Regions from separate parts of the Homo sapiens genome. Here all the other regions are linked to region 3. The links are chromatin contacts, found by Hi-C or POLR2A ChIA-PET in ENCODE. All regions are on one chromosome and are shown on one strand. Each heading gives the region's core, a stretch centred on a gene start or an enhancer-like site at or near the end of the contact. The rest is flanking DNA. Distances are from core to core; before and after follow the strand shown. Region 1 has its middle 86 kb from the start of LINC02753. Region 2 overlaps ANO1 (anoctamin 1). Region 3 overlaps ANO1 (anoctamin 1).

The links. A loop is a pair of places that touch in the nucleus more often than their neighbours do. ChIA-PET counts read pairs that join two places held with the same protein, here RNA polymerase II (POLR2A). Pooled maps may share reads with other maps.
Region 1: a loop to region 3 is called in a map of aorta, with 2.1 times the contacts of the local background. The contact joins two enhancer-like sites. A Hi-C loop is called at or near these places in 1 of 168 maps with a recorded cell type or tissue (aorta) and 1 of 50 pooled maps. POLR2A ChIA-PET finds 5 or more read pairs at or near these places in 1 of 52 experiments (A549).
Region 2: a loop to region 3 is called in a map of DLD1, with 14 times the contacts of the local background. The contact joins two enhancer-like sites. A Hi-C loop is called at or near these places in 8 of 168 maps with a recorded cell type or tissue (DLD1, G401, K562 and 5 more) and 1 of 50 pooled maps. POLR2A ChIA-PET finds 5 or more read pairs at or near these places in 1 of 52 experiments (activated T-cell).

The regions. Positions count from the first base shown.
Region 1 is chr11:69,977,786-69,980,753 of GRCh38, reverse strand. It overlaps a transcript of ANO1 not described here. Among named protein-coding and RNA genes, the nearest start is that of LINC02753, 86 kb to the left of the region's middle. RefSeq lists an enhancer at 2,824-2,968. Within about 2 kb of position 1,378, at least 2 of the 41 ENCODE cell types and tissues checked have a DNase peak (open chromatin) inside an H3K27ac peak, as active enhancers do.
Region 2 is chr11:70,182,269-70,185,010 of GRCh38, reverse strand. It overlaps ANO1 (anoctamin 1), which reads right to left. Exons shown (of 26, transcript NM_018043.7): 24 at 2,325-2,509. Among named protein-coding and RNA genes, the nearest start is that of FADD, 20 kb to the left of the region's middle. Within about 2 kb of position 1,315, at least 4 of the 41 ENCODE cell types and tissues checked have a DNase peak (open chromatin) inside an H3K27ac peak, as active enhancers do.
Region 3 is chr11:70,098,416-70,101,305 of GRCh38, reverse strand. All of the region lies in intron 2 of ANO1 (anoctamin 1), which reads right to left. Among named protein-coding and RNA genes, the nearest start is that of ANO1, 22 kb to the right of the region's middle. RefSeq lists an enhancer at 1,300-2,059. Within about 2 kb of position 1,587, at least 3 of the 41 ENCODE cell types and tissues checked have a DNase peak (open chromatin) inside an H3K27ac peak, as active enhancers do.

The DNA.
Region 1 (2,968 bases), core at 129-2,628, 120 kb after region 3:
TGTGATAAAATGTGCATGACATAAAGTTGATCATTTTCACCATTTTTAAGTGTGCGGCTCAGTGGCATTAAGACCACTCACATTGTTATGCAATCCTCACAGCCATCAATCTCTACAGTTTTTTGTTTTTTTTTTGAGACAGTCTTACTCTGTCACCCAGGCTGGAGTGCAGTGGTATAATCTCAGCTCACTGCAAGCTCTGCCTCCTGGGTTCACGCCATTCTCCTGCCTCAGCCTCCCAAGTAGCTGGGACTACAGGCGCCCACCACCACGCCCGGCTAATTTTTTGTATTTTTTAGTAGAGACGGGGTTTCACCGTGTTAGCCAGGATGGTCTCGATCTGACCTCATGACCCACCCGCCTTGACCTCCCAAAGTGCTGGGATTACAGGTGTGAGCCACCATGCCTGGCCCCTACAACTTTTTTATCTTCCAAAACCTAAGCTCTGCACCCGTGGAATGCTCACTCCCATTCCCCACTTCCCTAACCCCAGCGCTGGCACCACCATTCTAGTTTCTGTCTCTGTGAATGTGGCTGCTCTAGGGACCTCAGATGAATTGGAACATGTGGTGTTTATCTTTTTGGGACTGGCCTCTTTCAGTGGGTGTAATGTCCTCAAGGTTCACCCATGTTGTAGCCTGTGACAAAATTTCCTCCCTTTTTAGGGCTTATCGAACTTTATTTTTAAAGAACCCAATATCACTACTGAAAGTGGAGAGGAAGAAGCACTGGCCATGAACGGAAGTTTCATAAAGCACCATAAAAATGAGCTAATGTTATTCAATTCCCTGGGATACCCTGGGGAGGCCCTGAACCACGGCACGGCACAGTTGGCCAGGGAGACGGGTGTGCTATGGAGGCATGATGGACCTCCTGGCACCAAGCTGAGACTTTCTCCATGACATCCCCGAAAGACAGAAAGAGAAGGGCAAGTGAACTACGTTCTCACCACGTGTTGCAATTCTCCTGTTGGCCAAGTTCTTGTGCCACTTCACGTTGGCTCCCTTTGCCCCTAAAAGTGTTTTGCAGGACACTCATGGCTGGGCTGCTGCATTTGGAGGAAAAGGAAGAATGAGGATTGCTTCTGTGTGTTACGCAGGCTTTGTGAGCTGACCCTGAGTCCCGCATACTTGATATCTTCCTTTTAAGATGTAGGGAGGAGTCCCCAGGCTCAGAGAGCCTGGGCAATGCCATACAGCTAGAATTAAATATCCACTTTATTATTTTTATCTCTGTTGTCTCATTCGTATGAAGTATGAATTATTGTCCCCATTTATAGCTCAGGAAACTGACGCAGAGAGGAAGAATGGCTTGCTCAAGTCCATGCAGCTGGTAAGCGGCAGAATTTGGATTAAAATCCGGGTCCAACTGATTCTAGAGATTTCTAGTCAACTCCAAAGCTCTTTCCAGAGCACCATGCCAACCTTCTGCTTATCTCTCTGGAATTTGGAATTGGCATGGGTGAACTCAATACACCAGTTGCAAAATGTTATTACCAGGAGCAAAAAGAAGGGTATGGAAATAATAGGAAAAAGCTCATCTTTAGTCCCTGTCATTCACTACGTTCAAAATCTGTCTCCGGACCCTTGGCCTCTCTTCAACCTTTGTTTGTTTGTAGGGCTGAGACAGGTGAAAGGCTCAAGGGAGGCCTCTCAGCATGGAATCTTGCAGGTATGACTAACATCTAGAGGCCTGTTTACCATTAGAGGTTGCCCGCATCGCTCGAGTTTTTGGAATTAAACTGACTCTAATTAATGGTGCAAATATTTACACTCAATATATGATCAAAGAAAACACAGCCTGGTTGTTTCAGCATAAATAGCACCAATGCCAAGACTCTTGGCAATAAGACAGAGTTGAGATTACGAACTCTAAATAGGCTTGTAAGTCATTATTTGAGGATGGTAGCTTCATATAGAAAGTGCTTTCTGTAATTGAACACACTTGAGGGGTTTTCTCCTCACATGGTTGCAGGAATAATTCAATTCGTCCTGAATAGAGAGATTAGGCTTCCATCTAGGAGTCCATGGGAGAATGACTCAAGAGAGGGGACACCTCACATGGAGATTAGTTTACAAATAGGACAATCAAGAAGGAGGCCTGGGCAGGGTGCGGTAGCTTACACGTGTAATCCCAGCACTTTGGGAGGCCAGGGTAGAAGGATTGCTTAAGGTCAGGATTTGGAGACCAGCCTGGGAAACATGGCAAGACCCTGCCTCTAAAAACAATGCAAAAATTAGCTGGGTGTGTTGGCGCACACCTGTAGTCCCAGCTACCTGGGAGGCTGAGCTAGGAGGATCACCTGAGCCCTGGAGGTCAAGGCTGTAGTGAGCCAAGATCGTGCCACTGCACTCCAGCCTGCACTACCGGGAGTGAGGCCTGTCTCAAGAAAACCAAAAACCAAAAAACAAGAAAAAACACAGAAGGTAGCCTGCAGGCACCCAGTCCATCCGCTTCTAGGGCTGGGCCCTCTCGGAGGTGCTCTGCCAACAAAAACACTTGCTGTTTTCGTCGGACCCGAGGTGGCAGCCTGGTGAAAAGGCCCACGGAGTGGCTCCAAATGCCACCCCCTTCCAGAAACCAGGACAGCACAGCTCAGAGTTACGTGGGTTCTTTGCACAGGGAGCAGCGTTTGTCCCCAGGGTCCCGGCCTCTGGTTTAATGTGGGTTTAGGGGATGCCAGTTCCCAGGGAAAGAAAACACCGGGCCAAGCTGCCCTGGGGACACCGGCCCCGCCTCTGCTCTCAGAAACCCTCCTCAAGTGTCCCTTTGGGAAGCTTTCCTTGACCCCCTCTCAGCCACAGTATGCAAATGACAGCCCCTCAAGAGAGGACCATTCACAAAACCCCGCTTTGGAGAGGGGAGATAATTCATTCCCAGACATCTGAAGGGAATCTGAGAAGGAGAAGCTAAACCCGACCTCAGATCACTCCAAAGTGCTCAGAGCAGCCACAGCCTCTGCCCCTGT
Region 2 (2,742 bases), core at 66-2,565, 84 kb before region 3:
TCGTGCCTGTAACCTCAGCACTGTAATCTCAGGCTGAGGAGTTAGAGATCAGTCTGGGCCACACAGTAAAACCCTGTCTCTGCAAAAAATACAAAAATTAGCCGGGCCTGGCAGTGCACGCCTGTATTCCCAGCTACTCGGGAGGCTGAGGTGGGAGGATCACCTGAGCCCGGGAGGTTGAGGTTGCAGTGAGCTTTGATCACGCCACTGCTCTTCAGCCTGGGCCACAAAGTGAGACCGTCTCTAAAAAAAGCAAACCAAACAACAACCAAAAAACACAGCAAAACAATACCCTGAACATTTTATCAAAGTAACTTAAGCAGTTTATCAAACATTTGCGAAAGAACGAAGCTAAGCATTCCGCTGGTGCAGGCAGAGGCGTGTCAGGCAGCCGGCCTGGCCCGCCCTGCCCTACCCGGGTCTGGGGCTGCTTTTCCTCCTCCAGGGTTGCTGCTTGGTCCTCACCTCCTTATCTTGAAGGAACTGCCCCTGGTTCTCATTACCAGCTTTAGATGTAGCTGACTGATCTCCTGCTTGGAGAGTCAAGCTCACTCACACCCCTCTCCCCAAGGTCCTGCCACTGACCTTGGCTCTTCGTGGATATGATTGGAGCCTCAGGAAGGAGGCTTGCCCCATTCATGACCACTGCCCGTGCTCCAGTTCTCCCCAGCCCCTTCCTCTTTTCACAGAGACCCAGAGATGCCCAGGGTCTGTGGGGGCAGGGTGAGGTCTCTGCCTAGGGCCTCCCTCCCTCCACAGCTCCCTGAATCTGGGGGATGCCACACATCAGCTGGAACATAGCTTGAATGGAGCTGACGTCCCCACCCTGCATTGGAAAAGCTTCCCAAAGCTGGACAGAAAATGCCCCCATGAGGGGCAGGATTTCCAGGGGCTCAGGGGCCGTTTGTGCCCCTGTTGGTCACTAAAACCTGAGGTCAGTCGGGGAGGCTAGGAGAAGGGCCACCTGGATTTGCAGGCACAGCCCTGGCCTGGACCCACATCCCTGGTGCTCGCCCACTCCGACTACCACCTTGCTGTGTGTCCCCTGGGCAATCACTTGACCTCTCTGGGCCTCAGTCTGGGCATTCCCTCACTTACTTATGTCACAAGCATTTATTGACCAACTACTATGTGCCAGACCCCACCCCAGGGATGGAGAATTCCGGGGTGGGGGGCGGTGCACAACAGATAGGGCCCTTGCCTACGGAGCTTGATTTCTGGAGGGAGCTGGATGGGAGTCTCCGAGGGCCTATTCAGCACTGAGCTGCCAACTCCTGAGATAGGATCAGGCTGGGCCACGGCTCTGGTGCCAGCTGCTGGGCCAGGCAGAAGTTGCACAACCTGCTTTCCCATGGGAACAAGCAGCCCTGTCCTCCCAGTGTCAGAAGCCACACGCACCAGCTCGTTCCTCTTTATTCTGTGCTCAAGGCTTTGCCTGCTAGCATCTGTCTCCTCTTCTTCAAGTCATAGCACCCCAGTTTTCCCTAGGACCCCCCCATTCTCTGTGACCTCACACCCTGGCACATGACCCAGGCCAAGCCAAGGAGAGCCCCCCTCCTCATGGCAATAGTGGTTGGTTCAAGAATGGACATCTGACCCAAGATGGGGCAGTAAGACTCAGTCCCTGGATTTTCACTGACTATTGGGAAACAGAAGGTCTTCCCACAGGGGCTGCAGAGCAGAAAGGATTGAAGCCAGGAGCTGCTAGGGATCCTTTTCATCAGCAAGAGAACAATGCAACACAGAGGAAATCAAAGTGGAGAGGCAGTGCCAGAGTGGAGCCTGATGGCAAACTGTAGCTCCTGGATCCAGCCATGCCTGAAGCTATCCTGGGCTTCTTAGTTACAGGAACTGGTAAATCACCTCTAATTTCCTCCCCTTAGGCATTTGTTTATTTCTTTATAGATAGGGTCTCACTCTGTTGCCCAGGCTGGAGTGCAGTGGTGCGATCATAGCTCACTGCAGCCTCAAATTCCTAGGCTCAATTGATCCTCCCACCTCAGCCTCCCGAGTAGCTAGAACTACAGGTGAGTGCCACAACGCCCGGCTATTTAAAAAATTTTTTGTAGAGATGAGGTCTCACTATGTGGCTCAGGCTGGTCTCTAACTCCTGAGCTCAAGTGATCCTCCTGCCTGGCCCTCCCAAAGTGCTGGGATGACGGGTGTGAGCCACTGCACCAGCCTTTTTTTTTTTCCTTCTTCTTCTTTTTAAGCAAGTTTGCGTTGTTTCATGACTTGCTCCTGATTTGAGCCCCGTCCAAACCCAGGCTCTCCCAGAAACCCAATAAACGTGGCTTTTCAAAGAGGGGAGCAGAGAGCAGTACCTGCAGATCTGCACCTCGTAGCCCAGGTCCAGGGGGTCATTGGGGGCCGTGCCGTTCTGGAAGTCACTGACGTTGAAGGAGGAGAGGGTGTGGTTGACGAAGCCGTGCATGGTCCCGTTCTTACTGTACATGTAGAGGTACACCAGGCGCGGGATGAAGTCAGACGTGAAGGAGATCACGAAGGCCTGTGCAGGGGACATGGCAGTGAGGGGGACCCCCAGCCTGGGCGCAGAAGGGCCGGCCGCAACAGGGGGTGACCCATCCACAGTTACACTGGACCCTGGCCATATGCCACTGCCTCTGGCGGGGACCATAGCCGCACAGCCTCGGCATGCTGAGTGAATGGATGCAGGGTCGCGGGTGTTCCTCTCAGCCCCCTGGCAGCTGAAGGAGAGTGCCTGGTGGCCAGAACAGTGCA
Region 3 (2,890 bases), core at 338-2,837:
CTTGGGGATGAGTTTTAAGAAAACAAAATCTGAAGTGGGTCAAGTCAATGTACCCAGCGAGAGCCTCGGTGGAAGCCTGTGAACGCGACGGTCCCAGGGACCTGGGCAAAGCTTCCAGGTCCAGCAGAGAGAGTTAAAGGTGGGGCCCCAGCACCTCAGGTGACCACCGAGGAAGGGAGACCCTCCTTGACACCCCAGCTTCATCCCATGCTTCTTCCTGATCCGATAGAAAAGCAAATGGCAATGGGGTGAATCCTGTCTCATCGCTCCTTCTGAAGCCCACCGTGGTCGCTTATGCTGATGGTGAGGCCCCCGGCTGCGTCCACGAGGCCTGCCCTACGCCATCCTCTCCCCAGCACCACCGCTCAGGCCTCCTCTGTGCTGCCCTGCTGCCCACGGAAGGCTCAGAGCAGCCGCTTTGCACATATTTATGGAATGAACGAACGAAGGGCAATAATACAGTAATAGTAATAGTAATGTTGACAGAGGCTGACATCCACTCAATGTCAGTTCCGTGCCGGTCCCTGCTGCGTGCATTCCATGCATATCAACTCATTTTATCCTCACTGCAAGCCTGTGAGGCAGGTCCTGTCATCATCCTCATTTCACAGCTGGGGAAACTGAGGCCCTGAGGCGTGTGCCATGCTGGCCATTGCGGGATCCTCCTGCAGCTTCTGTAACACGTGACCCCAAAGTGGGTGTTCATTCTCCTTCAGCTCTGGAGGCCTGAAGTCCACAGTCAAAGTGTCTCCAGGGCCATGCTCCCTCCGAAGGCCCTAGGAGAGGATCCTTCCTGCCTCTCCCAGCTTCCGGGGGCTCCAGGCGTCCCCTGGCTGTGGCCACATCGCTCCAGCTGCTGGCTCCTTGATGGCATGGCCTCCTCTCCTCGCTGGGTCTCAAATTTCCCTCTGCCATTCTCTGCTATTGGATTTATGGCCCACCTTAAATCCAGGATGATCTCATCCAGAGATGTTTAACTTCATTCCCTCTGCGAAGACCCTTCTTCCAAACAAGGCCACGTTCGCAGGCTCCAGGAGCATGTGGATCGGGGGCCACCGCTCAGCCTCTGCTCCCACCCTGAAGCTGCAGGTTGCGGTCCTGCAGGGCTTTGTGCAGGGGCCTGTCCCAGTGGTTAGGGGAGCTTTGCAGGAGCACGGACCCAGGAGCGGGGGCCTGAAGCTGCTTCAGGGAGACAGCAGGACTAGGCTGCCCCAGGCACGGTGACTGGAGAATGTGCGGCGTGGGGACCCTTGTAGGGGAGCCCAGGGCTGAAGGACATAAGGTGTGGGTTTGGGCTCCCTCTGAGAACTGATGATCTCAGCGTGAACTGGAGGAGGCAGTGCCAGGGGCTCCGGCAAGATGAGCCCAGATCCTTCTGTGGCCCTCGAGGGGCAGATTGAGTGGGCACTGTGCTTAGAGGCCTGGGACGGCGTGGCCTGGGCTGGAATCCTGCCCTGCCCCTGTGTGGTTTCCACAGAGTGACTTAATCTCTCTGAGCCTACATTTCCTCATCGCAAACTGGGTATCACAAGGCCTGTTTCCCAGCAGGGGAGCCTCTGGTGCTCTTGGCAGCCCTGGTCCAGCTGAGCCCCTGCCTGTGCAAGCACAGACTCCTTCGGCCAAGAAGCTTGAAGCCACCTCCTCAGTGCTGGGGAGCCACGGAGGGCACTGAGGCTGGAGAGGTGGAGGTCTTCCATCCTGGTGACCCACAGGAACAGCACTGACTTCATGGGGCACCTCTGAGTCAGGAGAAAAGACAGCCCACGTGTGGGAGAGCCTGTCTTTTCTTGTTGCAGACACAGATTTATTTCTGGGCTCTGCTCACTCACATGCAAAGACCCAAAATATATTCCTCTGAGTCCATGAGGATTTCTGCACGGTGGTCAAGGAGCCGGTGGCTGCTGCTGGCCTCCCTGGGAAAACATGCACCCCCGTTTACATGAGCAACAGGGTCTCTCCCAGGGAAACATCTGGTGAGATTCGGGAAAGGGGTCATGAGACCAGTTCGGCAAAAACACATGTGGGATGTTTTAAAGCATGGTGCCCGGGCTGACCACAGCCTGTCCCCAGCAGGAAGACACTGGGAGTGACAGCCGTGTCCCCTTCGCCCCCAGCCAGCGCCCTGAGGAGTGCATTCTGCCCCGACTCTTGGCCCTCAAGCTGGGGTCTTTGAGGTTCATGAACCTACTTTGTCGAGAGCCACGGCCGTGGGGGTGGTGAGGCCCCATCTGGCCAGACCATGGGGCTCTGCAAGGGGACAGAGTCAGCCCCCCAGACAGCCCCCAACCAGAGGGGGCAGAAGATGCTGACCTTAGTGCAGTGACTAACTATGCCGGCGGAAACCTCCCTCTGAACCCAGCCCAGAAGAACTCTGACCTTCCTGGAATTGCTTCTGACATTTTCGTTTCAGAAGAAAGAAGAAAATCACAAACAGAAAGGAGAAGTGAGTCCCCATGGTGGATACACAGTGGGCAGGGATGCTGAGGGTCCCCGCTACAGCCCCCGTGGCCCGAGGGCCTAGACCCTCAGTCCACGCGGTGGCCCTGTGTGCTTCTATCATCCAGTCTTGGCCACGGATGGGACTCCCTGCAGCTGGAGCGTGGGCTCGAAATTGCTAGAAGATTTGAAGGTTTGCACCCCTAAAGATCAGACCTGGGTGGTTTTCGGGTTGCCCTTGGCTTCCTAGGGGGTGAGCTTCTTTCCTCACCTACCCTGGTCCTCACAGGCCGCTTCATACCCTGGAGGGCATTGTTCACTATGGATGTCTGGCCCTCAATCATGGCGTCGGGGTGCTGGAGGGCTGAAGCCTGAAGGTCAGAGTGCTACTGAGAGGGGCCTCCCCAGACAGCACCTCCCGTGTCAGGCAGGAACCATGGGGTGTGTGTGCCGT